Linked DNA regions of Mus musculus: region 2 is linked to region 1. The links are chromatin loops, found by intact Hi-C in ENCODE. Cell type or tissue: gastrocnemius. All regions are shown on one strand. Each heading gives the region's core, and the rest is flanking DNA. Links, peaks and the distances in the headings are about the cores only.

What was found. Hi-C counts contacts between places; a loop is a spot of excess contacts. Peaks named below come from ENCODE experiments on the same cell type or tissue, not always from the same donor. Only the 100,000 strongest peaks of a DNase experiment are listed, where the experiment ranks them.
Region 2: a loop joins it to region 1, with 2.7 times the contacts of the local background. A loop is called at or near these places in 2 of 42 quality-filtered maps.

The regions. Positions count from the first base shown.
Region 1 is chr16:4,829,105-4,836,406 of GRCm38, forward strand. 4930562C15Rik (RIKEN cDNA 4930562C15 gene) reads left to right here and starts at 6,312. Exons shown (of 16, transcript NM_030192.1): 1 at 6,312-6,904. The coding sequence starts at 6,485. In gastrocnemius, for the core only: a CTCF peak has its summit at 3,155 (motif pointing left); a DNase peak (open chromatin) is centred at 3,121.
Region 2 is chr16:5,097,053-5,104,354 of GRCm38, forward strand. Ppl (periplakin) reads right to left here. Exons shown (of 22, transcript NM_008909.2): 10 at 5,504-5,626; 11 at 5,242-5,388; 12 at 4,322-4,473; 13 at 3,279-3,376; 14 at 2,931-3,088; 15 at 823-1,001; 16 at 593-731. Among named protein-coding and RNA genes, the nearest start is that of Ppl, 32 kb to the right of the region's middle. In gastrocnemius, for the core only: no CTCF peak of the experiment used is centred there; DNase peaks (open chromatin) are centred at 1,616, 3,252 and 4,131.

The sequences.
Region 1 (7,302 bases), core at 1,078-5,077:
AGCAGAGCACTTGTCTGGGAAGGCTCTGGGTTACATTCCTGTCAGCTGGAGCTGAATGGCACCCACAGTATATGAACTGTAGAATGCAGAGGCCTGAGTTGACTAAAGGGTGTTTCGCCTGCAGCTGTATTCACAGGAGCAGACAGTTCGGAGGTACTTACCCTCTGCGCTCTATGCCATCTCTTGCCATCTAGTGAATGAGTTTATATGTCCTTGGCTTGAAAACATCCAACAAAATCATGTACTCATTTTGAAAAACACAACTAATATCATGGAACACTTTGTGCTGGGTACCAAGCCAAGGACTTTGCAAATACACCTTTGTTCATTTCATCAGAGAGCCTAGAAATGTTTACCTCCGTCTCTCGAGCATACATGGAGAAGGGGACGTTGGTGACTGGGGGTGGGGTGGGGTAGGGTAAAGAACATGGCCAGGGCCAGTGCCCTGGAACATCCATGGCTTAGGATTCTAGTCTGAGATAGACCCTACTACTGTAGTACTGCATGAAAATAAACACACAATCGGGAGGAGGTGTTGGACTCAGGCCAGTTCTTGCAAAAATCTGTTTACACCCTGTCCAGGACAGAATTGTTCCCTGAGTTGAACCAGCAATCTTGTGGAACCCACTGTGGCATCAATCATTTGGTGGTTATAAATTCCCAGATGTTTTATTTGTTTTGCCAATAATCCAGCTGAGAGCCTTGCATGTGTCAGATGAGCACCTTCGACACTGAACTTTCCTTTGCCAGCTTGCTCTTGCTGTTTTGAGAAAGTCTGAAGGTATAGCTCAGGCTGATCTTGAATATACTCTGAATGAATCTATCCTCTAACTTGCAATGTTTCTGTCTCTGATTTTCAAGTCCTGGGCTCCTAAGTGGGTTTTACCATACTCATCTACTCCAAGACAGGGATTCCATCAAAATACACACACCTTGTAAATATTCCAGGCTGACTGTACAACCTCCTCTTCACAGTCCCTTCCAAGCCTGAGGGCACTGTAGGGTCTCCCGCTATAGGTTTCCATCCTGCTGGCTTATGAAATTAAACTAAAGGTTAGTTCTCTCCATGTTTTCTACCTTTTTTTTTTTTTTTTTTTTTGAGACAGGATATCTCTATTGTGTAGCTCTGGCTATCCTGGAACTCACTATATATATCATGCTGGCCTCAAACTCAGAGAGGTCTATCTGCCTCTACCTCACAGTACTGGGATTAAAGAAGTGTCCCACCACACCCAGCTCATGTTTGTATGTTTTATAGCAATTGACTCAAGCAATGTGAACTTGATTGAATATTGCTTCTTCTGCCTGTGTTTATAACCGTGAAAGTTGTCCATTGTTGTGGCACAGTTATGAATCTTCCCTCCCATTGCTGTGTCCATTGGGTAACTATGCCACAGGTTTTCTGTTTTAAAATTGTTTATTATGGCCGGGCGTGGTGGCGCACGCCTTTAATCCCAGCACTCATGAGGCAGAGGCAGGCGGATTTCTGAGTTAGAGGCCAGCCTGGTCTACAGAGTGAGTTCCAGGACAGCCAGGGCTACACAGAAAAACCCTGTCTTGAAAAACCAAAAAAAAAAAAAAAAAAGAAAAGAAAATTGTTTGTTATGTTATTAAGCAGGCAGGGGCACAAATGTGCACGAGTGCTGTGGTGCCTGTGGAGGTCAGCAGGATAAGTTTCAGGACTGCTCTCTCCAGTTACCACGTGGCTCCAGAGCCTGAACTCCAGTTGCCAGGCTTGAGTTGTTTCCGCAGCCCAGTTTGTTTTGCTATCCTGGGTATTTCTGGGGATTTTTGATTCTTGTGCTTGGTGTCACAGATGCCCTTCTACATTATATGTGAATATTCCTGTGAATATTCCTGTTGGGCATCCATCTGAGATAAGTAGGATGCCTTCAAGTCCAACACCATGTTTATAGTCACTATACAGAGAGGAGAATACATTTCCAAGAAACAATGAATGAAAGCTAGTTAAGGTCCCCAAACCCTTTCTTTTTAGACTGGGTCATGCACATCCTAGGCTGGCCTCATATTTGCCATGTGGCAACAATGCCCTTGAACTGCTGACATCTTGCCTCTCTCTGCGCCCCCCCCCCCCAACAAACCACATTGGTCATACATCAAGCATCTTCGAGAACACCAAGCATGGTGCTTTGTGTTTCTCAGGTTTTCCCATTAGTGGACAAGCGCAGAGCGTGTCTCTGGCTTTTGTGCCTCCTCCTGAGACTCTCCTGTCCAGCTGCCTTGTCCAACTTTGATACGATAGCTTTTGCTATATCTTATTGTGTTTTATTTTGTTATGTTTGATTGTTATCTCTCAGAAATTTGTTCTTTTCTAATGAGAGACAGAAAAGAAGAGGATGTGGAGCAGAGGGAAAGTAGAGAGGAACTGTGGGAGGAGAGGGAGTGGAAACTGTAATCAGAATATACTGTATGAGAAAAGAATATTTTCAAAAGAACAGTATTATGGAAGGGCTTTGGGTTGGTTTTGGCTTACATTGGAAGGGTCCATCATAGTGGGAAAGTTGGAACCCTCTTGAGAGAGTTTGTACAGGTAAAAGAAGAAACAAAAATAGGCTGGAAGAAACAAACGTTAAGATGGATAAGAAAACATTAAAGAAGGGAGCGCGCAGTGCTAAGCCCCCACTGTAAGCAGTTGGGATGGGTGGAGACTAGAGATAGGCAGTTTTATGTTAGAACTCTGAAAGTGTTTTGAGATAAGTAAACCCGGAGAAAGGGGGTTGAAGGTCAGTATGGGAAAGAGATTTGGGGAAAACTCAGAAGTGAGGTGGAGGCCATTGCTGCTTCAAGGTTTCTTGGGCCGTGGTCAGGAGGCGTGCCCTTGGTTTCTAGGGAAGGGGGAGGTGAGTTTGGCTACTTGAAAAATAAACTTTAAAATATGAGGATTACGGGGTGGGTACACAGCCTTGGACCTGAGCATGTTGCTGGGTTTGCTTTCAGTTTAACTGCTTTCATACTACATTAAGGAGAAGAAAACATTACAGAGAGCAGGGGAGGATATGTGTAGGTTCAGGCAGCCGCGTGGGCTTCAAGCTGCCGCGTGATCTGCCAGAGCCCGGCCCCTAAGTGCAGCCTGCTATGGTCTTGCCCAGGTGGGGGTTGGCAAGTGCACAGAGGACAACCACTTCAGTGGCTGCAGCGCCCTCCTCAGGGCGAGAAGGCTCACACTGTGAATAGTCAGAAGAAGGGAAAATGCTGTCTTATATTTATATTCCTGAATGTAAGGCGTTCAAGGGAGAAAGCTACTGGGCAGGTGCTTCTTCATAAAGTAGCTTGGTCACATCCATCCACACCTGTTTATACTAATGAGTCCTTCTGTTTGGGGGCGTGAGGGGACTACTGCTCTAACCGTCTGGAGTCCCAATAGCTCTGTTTAATCATTCCGGGTGCTACACCCCTGTAATCTCGACAGAATAATTGGGAATTAACTGGGACCCATCTCCTGGGCGGATCGAGCTTCGATATCATGGGTATGGTCAATTATGTGGGCACATCTTGGAAAAGCACAAAGTTTGTGATCAGACTGTTTTCTTTCACTAGTATTGTGAGAAGGAGCTTTGACAATCCTTGCCAAGCTTCAAGGCTCCAATTCCTTAAACCTGTTAAAACTCATTTTGTTTTTGATGGGCATAACAGCTATTATGATCCTTCTTAGACTTGTGGTCTGGTGTTAAGCACTGAACTGCCCCTGGGCTAAGCATGAAGACCCACCCTGAACACCTGAGAGAGAAGAAAGGGGGAAGAGCGGAGGAAGCTCTGAGAGAATGAAGTCCCTAGTAAATGCTGTGGATACGGACACAGCCTTATCAAGACTTAAAGGGAAATGGGGGGGGGGAGCCTTACCCCCCAACGACGAGGCTCAGATGGGACGGCAAAGCCTTCTCTTCTAGTCCACTTGTTTAGAAAATAGCCATTATAGCTTTTTCTCCCAAGGCATTTGTGGCCTGAAGACTGTTCCCCTACCCTTGTTCAGCTGTATGCAATAACCCCACCTTTCTGTTTAGCTCTCTGTAACAAACACCCTGAGCATCCAGACTGATGCGGTCCTTCCATCTGAGAGCCCAACCCATCTGACCCCAGCATTTCCATCTCTCTCTCTCTCTATCTCTCTCTCTCTCTCTCTCTCTCTCTCTCTCTCTCTGTGTGTGTGTGTGTGTGTGTGTGTGTGCTCGCGTGTGCGTTTCATTCCTTGGCTGCCTCTATTTCAAGTCCATCCCTGGAGCTATGTAAGGAGGAAGCACACTAACATTCTTTAAATTAAGATATCACGGGGGTTGGAGAGATGGCTCAGAAGTCAAGAGCACTGACTGCTCTTCCAGGGGTTCTGAGTTCAATTTCCAGCAACCACATGGTGACTCACAACCATCTGTAATGGGGCCTGATGCCCTTTTCTGGTGTGTCTGAAGACAGCTACAGTGTACTTACATATAATAAATAAATCTTTTTTTTTTAATATTAAGATATCACCAGACACAGAAATGGTTCAGACACTGAGAATTTGAGAGAGAGAGAGAGAGAGAGAGAGAGAGATGCCTGTGTACCCAGCCTGGCTCTGAATGGTCAAGCTGTGTTTGTATGGCCCCAGGTGTAACCTATTCCACTTCATTACACTCCCATTGTCTGCCTTTGCCCAGTTGGAGAATGCTCCCTTAAATATTGTAACACATGACTTAGGCCACAGAGACATAGTCCTAAGTTAATAAACTCAGTTCTGTCCTACAGGATCACTTGGAACCACCTGCAGTTGAAATTTGGGGGTACTGTCTCAATGCATCAAGACAAAATGTAGCCTGTGGATGTTTGGCCACCCTTCATAATGCAAGATGGCCAAAAATCCGATACTGGTGACATTGGATGAATATGCCTGACAGAGCTCATTAGTCATATGGACTCACAGCCCATGTGAGGACATGCAGATAGATGTACTTGGTTGCACAGAGAACCAGCAGGCATGTGGGAAGCAGCCTTTGTGGTGGCTGGGGCATAATGTACCTTCAGCTTCCCACTGAAAGATGTGGTGGGTTGTTTAAATATTTTCCAAGAGCTGGTATGAAGAGAACCCAAGCAATGAAATAGGCAAGTCTGAGCATAGCTGATCTGACCGATGGAGGAAGTAGCCAAACAGAGGCCTTTTCCCCTTGGGTGAGGCATTTCTGTCAAGAGAAGTCAAGAGCTCTATGTAACTCAAGTATAAAGGCAGCACTTGAAGTTTTACATCGCTCAGCATAGTGGGGACCCTAAAGGCATTCATTAAAGGGTATGGGGTGGTGAGATTGAGAAAGGGCTCAGTGGGTAAAGTGCTCGCCGTGCAAGAATGTGGATCTGAGTTCAGATCCTTGGCATGTGTGTAAAGGGTCTCCAGCTTGCAGACAGTTTGTCACGGGATGTCAGTCTCCATAACCACAAAAGGCAATGCTCATAAACAGCTCATGTGTCTCCATCACTGCATTCTGGTTTTGTTCTCTCTGGAGCACCCTAAGGCACACTTTAGAAGCCCACAGGTTTTTCTTTCCTCTCTTCTCTCTTCTCTTCTCTTCTCTTTTCTCTTCTCTTCTCTTCTCTTCTCTTCTCTTCTCTTCTCTTCTCTTCTCTTCTCTTCTCTTCTCCTCTCTTCTCTTTCCTCTCCTCTCCTCTTCTCTTCCTTCTCTCTTTCTCTCCCTTCCTTCCTTCCTTTCTTCCTTTCTTACTTTCTTTGTTTTGTTTTTCAAAACAGAGTTTTTCTGTGTAGCCTTGGCTCTCCTGGAGCTCACTCTATAAGTGAGGCTGGCCTCAAACTCAGAGATCTGCCTGCCTCTGCCTCCTGAGTACTAGAATTAAAGGTGTGTGCCACCACCCAGGCGAGCAATGATGCCCAACACTCAAGAGGCTTTATCACCTGGGCTACTGGAATGTACGACACTTGGATACTAGAACATACCTTGACTTTCTTACCTGATCTTCAGGGTGAAGTGCCTGGGTGGCTGGTGGTGTCTTTGACCACATCCAGAAATGAGCTTAATTCTTTAGGCTCTTTTCTTAAAACCTTGGACCTTCTGACTCCAAGAAAACTGTATTCTGTCCTGATTCCAGAGACTTCCAGGGAAACTTCCTTTCCCTCACCTCTCTGTGTCACTTAGAGGCATAAGCCTTATGTAATCAGAGGGCTTGAATGAAAGGCTGCCATTCACTCCTTAAGCACTTGTCAAATATTAATTGAACACCTCCTCTAGCCAGCTCACCTATGAACACCCACCCCACCCTGGGTTCTCGGAAGCATGCCCACTCCACCATGTTCTCTGGCATCCTAGCAACCAGAAGCTCTGGTCTGAGCTCTCACAAGGACAGAGGCCATTCCTTGCTGACCACTGTGACTTGCCACCCCAAGCCTCTCAGGACCTGTTGGTGTAGCAGTTCAGATAATTGAAAGCCGCTACTTGTCCCCAAGGACACCCAGAAGCCTTGCCACATCAACTGACCCCCCGGCAGGATGAGCTTCTCAATCACATTCACCGAGCTGGTCAACGTAGCCATCCCACAGTGTGGGGTCGTGAACTTCAAGGCCCTTCATCTCCTGCTCCAGGGCATCCTGGAGCACATCCAAATCACTGAGCTCAAGAAAGTTCTTTCAGGGGAAGAGGACTTCCTTCAATCCTCACCGGCTGTGTTTATACCCAGGGAGGGAGATGCCCAGCCTGTCATCAACCCAATGAAGAGGCTTAGCAACATCTTTGACCAAGTAGTAGACCGAATCGAAAAGATAGAGTCCAAACTGGCTGAGATGCAGGACATACCCACCACCTCACAGCTGGTAGAGGAGAGCTATGGGGACAAGCGGCCTGCTGAGGAGATGTGGAATAATATCAAGATACAGAAGAGGATAGAGGGCAACGAGAAAGCCACAGAAAAGGTAAACCCCCCTTCTGGAGAAGCACTCTAGACCTTGCCTCCTCCTAGACACCATGTCCCCTCTTCTCCCTTGGGATGGGATATATCCACTTATGGAGAGTAGGCAAGACTTTGTTGAACAAAATTGAGGTTCCAAGCTTTCATCCTTAATTGTATACTGAGGAAAGAAGCCAGATACAACAGACAACATAATTAAAAACCCCGTTGTTGCAAAATACCCTGAATAGGCAAATGTTCACATCTTGAAGGCAGACTGGCAGTTTCCAGGAGACAAGGGAGGGGCACAGGGCACGGCAACCAGTTGGATATGGGGTTTCCTTCTGGAATGATGAAGATGTTTGAAACTCCATCAAAGTGAAGGATGTTGAACTTTGTCTATGGTGTCAACACCACTGAATT
Region 2 (7,302 bases), core at 1,522-5,521, 270 kb after region 1:
CAGGCTGGCCTCGAACTCAGAAATCCTCCTGCCTCTGCCTCCCAAGTGCTGGGATTAAAGGTGTGCGCCATCACGCCCAGCACAACGCTCCTTTTCATTATAATAAACACAGCTCTGAAAAGTCTCATTTGGCAAACTGCTAAAGGGGTGGCATGTGTGCCTGCCATCCTCCAGCCTCGAGCCTCTCCCTGAGCCCGCTTTGCTCTAAGGCTGCTCATGAAAAGGAGACAAAGATTGCTATAGGCCATGATCAGAGTGCCTCAGTGCTCAGACATCCACACCTGTGTCCTAGACCACTGGTGACAGTGGCTGTGCACCTACCCAGGAGCTGTAGGCCCAGGCTGCTAGATGTGCTCATCAGGAGCTTCAGAAACCTATGTTTTCCGTACTCTCTGTTGCAAAAGAGTGACTTTAAGACCTCCCTGGCTGTATAGACCCTAGGAACAGCCAAGAAAGAGCCCACTGCCTTTGTTTCCAGAATGACCTGCCGGGAACTCCAAACCTTCAGGGCCCTCACATCCTCATCTGGGTATGGAGGCAGATGTCCTGAACCCAAAGAAAGGACCCCATGGCCCTCAGATCCTAAGTTTACCTCCAGCTCCTGCCTCTTGCTGTCCAACACATGACCACTTTCAGGCATTGTGTCGTCCTGAATCAGCCTGTTCTCGTATGAGGCCAGCAGCTCCCTGCCCCGCTGCAGACTGTTCTCCAGGCGGTTGGCCACGTCCACCCTAAGGACACAGGGCAACATTGTATGTGTAGGGGTCAGGTGGCCCCTTGACCCTACCATGACCACCCTCCGACTGTCTATCTGCCACTTACTTCTCCTGGGCTGCCTCTAGCAACCATACTAGTCGCTCATATTTCTGGTTGGTGTCTTCTACCCGGGTCTTCAGCAAGGGTGCGGTGCCGCTGGCCGGGAGGGCCTGCACAAAGGCTTCACACTCGGCTGTGCACTGCGTCTTCTCTGGCTCAATCTGTAGCAGCTCATTGGTAATGTTCTACAGAGATCAAGATTGCCCGGGTCAACCACAGCCCTACAGCTCTCTTCCGTCAAGGATGTGCCCTGGGACAGTGCGAACGGCTGAGAAGGCTCACCTCCCTGGGGTGTCCATCTGGAGCCCAATCACCAGTCTGGCAGTCTGTGGGTTGTGTGTGTGTGTATGTGCACAAACATGGGTGGGTATATGTATGAGAAACCAGAGGTCACCCTCAGTATTCCTTGGGAGCCATCTATTTTATTTTGAGTGGAAGGGAGAGGTGGAGTTGGTGGGAGTGTAAATGTGGAGGTCAGAGGTCAGTGTCAGTTCTCTCTAGATCACGGTCTTGTCTTCTAAGACAGGTCTCTCACTGAGAACAGTGCTTACCAATTAGCAAGTAGGCTTTATCCAAAGTCAGATTTATAGACCAGTGCAACCATGCTGGGTTTTAGTTTTTTTTTTTAAGCCTGGATGCTAGGGATCTGAACTCAGTCCTTATGGTTGTGTGTGAGCACTTTATAAACTGAGCCTCTCTTGAGCCCTGCCTTGTCTGTTTGATTTGCAGACAGCATCTCTTAGTAGGAACTGGGGCTTGTCAATTAGGCTGGCCAGCTGGCAAGCCTCACCGATCTCCTTGTGATCCTGTCTCCTCAGCAGTGGAAGTAATTATGGGGGTGTCCCGCCATGCGCAGCTTTTGATGTGAGTGCTGGGGACTGAGCTGAGGTCCTCCTTGCCTGTGCGCTATGTAAAGCAAGCACTCCACTGACCAAGCTCTCTTCTCCGTCCCAGGGTCTGTGTTTTTAATGAGGATCTGGTACAAGTGGACTGCTAAAGTCCGTAACTCAGACAACAGCAGGTTGCCCCTGGACACAGGATACTCTATATACCTTTCATGAAAGAGTTCATGAAATCTTGAGCAACCTGCCAGGTAGATACTGTGATATGCCCATCCTGTGACTCCACAGAACTTGGAGTCTTGTGATACTGTGGGCCTATGCCCCTGGACCTCTACCCCTCACTCCTGTGCCAGGCACCAGAGACCACTGGATTTTTCTGACTCTAATTTTCTCTAAAACAGGGATGGCAGGACCTACCACAGAGAGCTGTCAGGCAGAAGGATATGAGAGTAGGTAGTGGTCAATGGAGACGTGGGCCTCTTACCAGGTTCAGCAGCTCAAATGAGGACCAGCCCACGCCTGATCCAGGCAGTGGTGGCACACGCCTTTAATCCCAGCACTTGGGAGGCAGAGGTAGGCAGATCTCTGACTTAGAGACCAGCCTGGTTTACAGAGTGAGTTCCAGGACAGCCAGGGTCACAGAGAGAAACCCTGTCTCAGAAAAGAGGAGGAGGAGGAGAAATAAGAGGAAGAAGAGGAAGGGGAAGAGGAGAAAGAAGGAAGATAGGGAAGGAGGAGAGAGAGAGGAGAGAGGGAGAGGGGGGGGAGAGGGAGAGGGAGAGGGAGAGGGGGAGGGGGAGGGGGAGGGGGAGGGGGAGGGGGAGGGGGAGGGGGAGGGGGAGAGGGAGAGGGAGAGGGAGAGGGAGAGGGAGAGGGAGAGGGAGAGGGAGAGGGAGAGGGAGAGGGAGAGGGAGAGGGAGAGGGAGAGGGAGGAGACCCTGGCTTGTCACAGGCAGGGCAAGCAGAAGTGGGCTGGATCTGCCCTTCCACAGCCAATCCACCTCTTGCCCACAGCCTCACTCAGCAGATACTGCTAGGACTCTAGTTCCTGCTATCATTATTATGGCTGTTATACTAGGCTGAAAAGCCACTCAGAAACAGAGCCAGATCACATCTGGGATATGCCAGAGCTCCAGGACAGGGCATCTGTTTGGGCCCCGACCCTTGGGACAGCTCTCCATAATTACCTCTATAATTATCCAACACCTGTTTTGAATGTCCCAAGGCCCCACAGAGGTGGAACCTTGAGCAGGAGCCCCAGCCTGGCAATACCTTGAGACCCTTGGCCCGCTCCGCACTATCCTCAATTGCCCGTCCCTGCTCAAGTGGTGGCCGTAGGATCCCTGTGATAGCCTTTTCCTGCCGGTCCAGGTCACTGGCCACTTTGTCCAAGCCAGCCAGCAGCTGTCGTCCCTGAAGATCAGAGGCATCTGTCGTAGGGAGGACAAATCAGGGATGACAGTGAAGGAGCACGAGGCCCCAAAAGCCAACCAGGTCCTTGGGCTGGCTTGGCCTCTCTCTCTCAGCCCTCTAGCAGATACTTGTCACCCATGCACAGCACAGTCTACTTCATCCCCTCTCCCATGTCCCTGGCCCTGTACAGGACACCCTGGTACCCACCTCCAGGGTTCTCCGTCCTTAGCACCTCATGCCGCTGCTGGAGTGCATGTTTGCTCCCAGTCGCCTTCTGCCTCACACTTCGGTACTGGCTGCCCAGGCTGTGAGAGCAAGAATGTGCTGGGGACCCTGGTCTCATACCAGCCTCCTAGCAGGTTCCCATCCTGGGTTGGGCAACAGCCCATGGGAGCCAAGTAGCTCCTTGGAGGGTTTTGAAGAGTCAAAAATACTATTGGGGGCGGGGGGGACGATGCAGGGGGTAACAAAATGGCTCAGTGGGTAAAGGTGCTTGTCACCAAGCTGAAGGCCTGAATTTGATCCCCAGAACCTACATGGTAGAAGGAAAGAACAATCTCTAGCAAGTTGTCCTCTGACCTCCACATATGTGCTGTCACATGCACATGCATTCATTCCCTCCTCCCTAACAAGTAATGAAATAAAGGTACGTCATGAGTTACACCAACAAGGTTTGGGAAGAATCTCTTCTGCCTCTGTCCCCTCTCCTTTACCTTCCGTTGCAAGCCCCGCTACCTAGAAGCATCTGTCACTAGCAGGGACGGTGCGCAGCGGGTGTTTGATAGATGGTAGGAAGAAGCCCAGGGACCCCCTTGAGTCTACTCATTGAGCAAAGGGTCCTCACATGACTGAGCGATTTGCCACCTGACACTGACGTCAAGGGGCAAACCCACAGATCTTAGCAAAATGAAGTTCTGAAAGATCCTGAAAACAGAGAGAAAGGGTGGGGGACCTACTGAGCACAAAATAAGGGCCAGAATTGGTGAAGCAGGACACAGGCGCCACAGGTGGGATGGTTAAGACTTGGCAAAGGCTCAGAGGCACCAAGAGAACACACCTGCTGCACTGGCCCCTAGCCAGACATCCAATTCAGCAAGCCAACCTAGCCTGCCACTCTTCCTGCAGCCTTTAAGGGAGGCCAGAATGAGAGGCATGTGTCGCATCCTACCCGCCACTAAGAGGGTTTAAACAAGAGAGGCTGCGGAGCCCAGGCGTGGGTCCACTCTCTTCTCCCTCCTCTGTGTCTGTACCTGTCAGCAAGAGCCAAGGCCTCGGGGTCGGTGGGGGGAATGATGAAGCAGACGGCTGGGGCAGCCAGCTTCTTCCCAGTGCTGTCTGTCAGCTCCCAGCTCTCCCCGTTGTTCTTCTGCAGTGTGTAGCTATAGCCCCGCGAGATGAGGCCCTGGTGGGAGCAGACCCAACGGTTCAGATTCACTCTCAGGCCTGGGAGCAGGAGACTCTCTCTGTCTGCCCCATGGCCCTCTTAACTCTCAGCCACAGGGAGTCTCAGCCTTCCTCTCACTCAGGTCACAGAGCGACGGAGCCAGCTCAGAGGGAACCCTCTTGACTACTAATCTCTATTTAGACTTCATTTTTGTTTTTGTGATAAGGTCTGACATAACCCTGGCTGGCTTCACATTTACTATGTGGTGGAGGATACCTTGAACTTCAGATCCTCCTGCCCTCAATCCCAGAGTGGTGAGTTTACAAGCATGTGCTGTCATCCATGCCTGGTTTATGCAGTGCAGGGCCTCATGCATGTGCTCTACTAGTTGAGCTCCATCTCCAGCCCCTCAGCTTCACCTTGGGGAATCATCCCTGCTGATCCCTAGTCCAAGTGGCACATCTCCTATATTCCAGCTTCTGGATGGCCATATGACTGAGGCCTGACCACTGGGTAGAAGTGGCTGTAAACATTATACATGGGCCAGCGAGAGGCTTCCCTGGGACTGTAGCTAGAATGGCTAGGCTGGTTGAGCTGATAAGAAAGATGAAGGCAAGGCAGTGGGGGAGGAAAGGGTATGGGGGTGCATATCCACCCCCAGGAGAAAGAGAGGACAGAGAGTGACACCCACCAGAGATGACTGCTTGTGGCCCCAGCTCTACCTGTGCCACCCCCAAGACTTCTGTGCTGTAGGTCCAGGCTGCCTAGGGTCAGGTAGTGACTGACCTGGTCACTCTCAAAGTCACAGAGAGCCTCCACAGGGATGGGCTTGAGCGGCGTCTCGCGGCGGTACTTGAGTGGCACCACTTGCTGCCCTCGCCTCTGCAGCCCTCGCACCACATCCTCATACTTGTCCAGAGCCTTCTCCTGGTCCTGTAAGAGTAGCGCAGCACCAGGTAAGGCCAGCTTGCACGACCCAGGGGGAGCACGAGGCAGGCCCTAGCTACATCTGCTCAGGTCTGGGGCAACCTCACATGCCGCCACTCACATCCAGTTCCCGAAGCAACAGCTCTATCTGATACCGGTCTTTGAAGTCAGGGCTATATTTCTGGTTCAAGTCTGAGTCCACCTTGCGTAGCAGCTCCTGAGCATCCTTCATGTCTTTGTGAAACTGAGGGAGATCAGAGGACACCATCACAGATGGAAAGCTACCACGCACACCCCGACGGCTGCTTATCCCCTAGGTGGGCCTAAATCTATGATATGACCTGCTTGAGCCTCTTTGACTCCCACTTCAGCCTGGCTGTGCAGGGCCTCAGTGGAGAAAAACTGGATCCCCAACACCCCACCTCTATATATCTTTAGATGCCAGTAAGTTCAGGCGTTCTCTCTGTGTGCCAGGAACACCCTAACAATGCGGCTGTATGCAAACCTTCAGCTGAGGCCCCTCCAGATGACAGGGACTTTAAGAGCATCTCACCCTGTGAAGCCACCCAGTGTAAGTGTACTTCATGGGTTTGTACAGTAACAAAATCACCCAGCAATGCATTTCTCAGAAGCCGGCTGTACCATTTAGCAGCACCTAACCATGCTTTAATTCTAAGCCTTGCTAGCTACCTCCTCTTCTTGTTTTGGAAAGTTCCCTTGCCCAGCTTTTGGTTCACCACCTCTTGACTCATTTATTTTCAGTTGTCCCCTCGGCTGAACGCTCGGGCTGCTGCTCTGAGGAGGACTTTTGGACCTTTGTGAAATTCTGTGTTGCTCAGATACTCCAGAAAGAGTTATGAGGTACCCCCTGAGCTCAAGTTCCAGTCTGAAGACTCTAGATCAAGCAGGCATGTGAGTACTGTCATCCTAGCCACTCAGGAGGCTGAGGCAGGAGGATCACAAGTACAAGTTTGCCACTTAGTAAGACCATCTTCCGACAGAAGGTAAAGGGATGCTGGGAATACAGCTTAAAGGTGGGGCCTGGCCTGGCCTATGTGAAGCCCTGGGCTCGATTGCTAGAACTGGGAAAGTGTGAGGAAGACCCTGAATTACGACGACTACCTACAGCTCCTACTGTTTCCCATGGAAACACTGTCTATGAATAGATGGCAATGTAAACAGGTGCCCACCTGGACAATAGGCAGCCACCTGGCCACAAGAATAAAAAGCACACAAACATAGCAACATGCTGCACTGTGCTCGGGCCATCATGCTTAGTGAGAAGAGCTGGACACACAAGGGCAAGAGGCACCGTTCTGGGTTGCCTGTGCTCACGCTAGCTAATACCAGGCAAACCCAGAGGCAGGTCAGAGGTCATCAGGCGGGTGTGTGTGTGTGTGTGTGTGTGTGTGTGTGTTGGGGGTGGGCACTCAATTTCTATCTGTCTGATGAGAAAGTTCAGGAAACAGAGGGTGAGGTTGTCCTGTATTGTTAATGTAACAAATGGGTCAGTGGTAAAAATGAGCTAGGCATGGTGGTGCTACTCAAGAGGCCGAGACAGGAGAATGGTGGAGAGTTTGAATGCAACGACAGTCTGGACTATACATTGAGAACTTGTCTCAAAAAAGGGGGTGAGGGTAGGAATGTTAGTTTTCTTGAAAAGGGGGCTAAATAGTAAAGTTTATATTTTTTATATCTCAGCAAAATTAAACCCAAGGTGGAGTAGAGGCAGGAGGATTGGGAGTCGAGTTCATCCTCTCTCACACAGAGAGTGGTTAGCCTGGGCTACATGAGATCCTACGTCAGAAATTCAAAACCTTGAGCTAGTGAAATCTCTCAGCAGATAAAAGTGCCCATGGCATTAGCACAATGACCTGAGTTGAGTCCCCTGATGCATGGTGGAGAGACTCACTCATGACA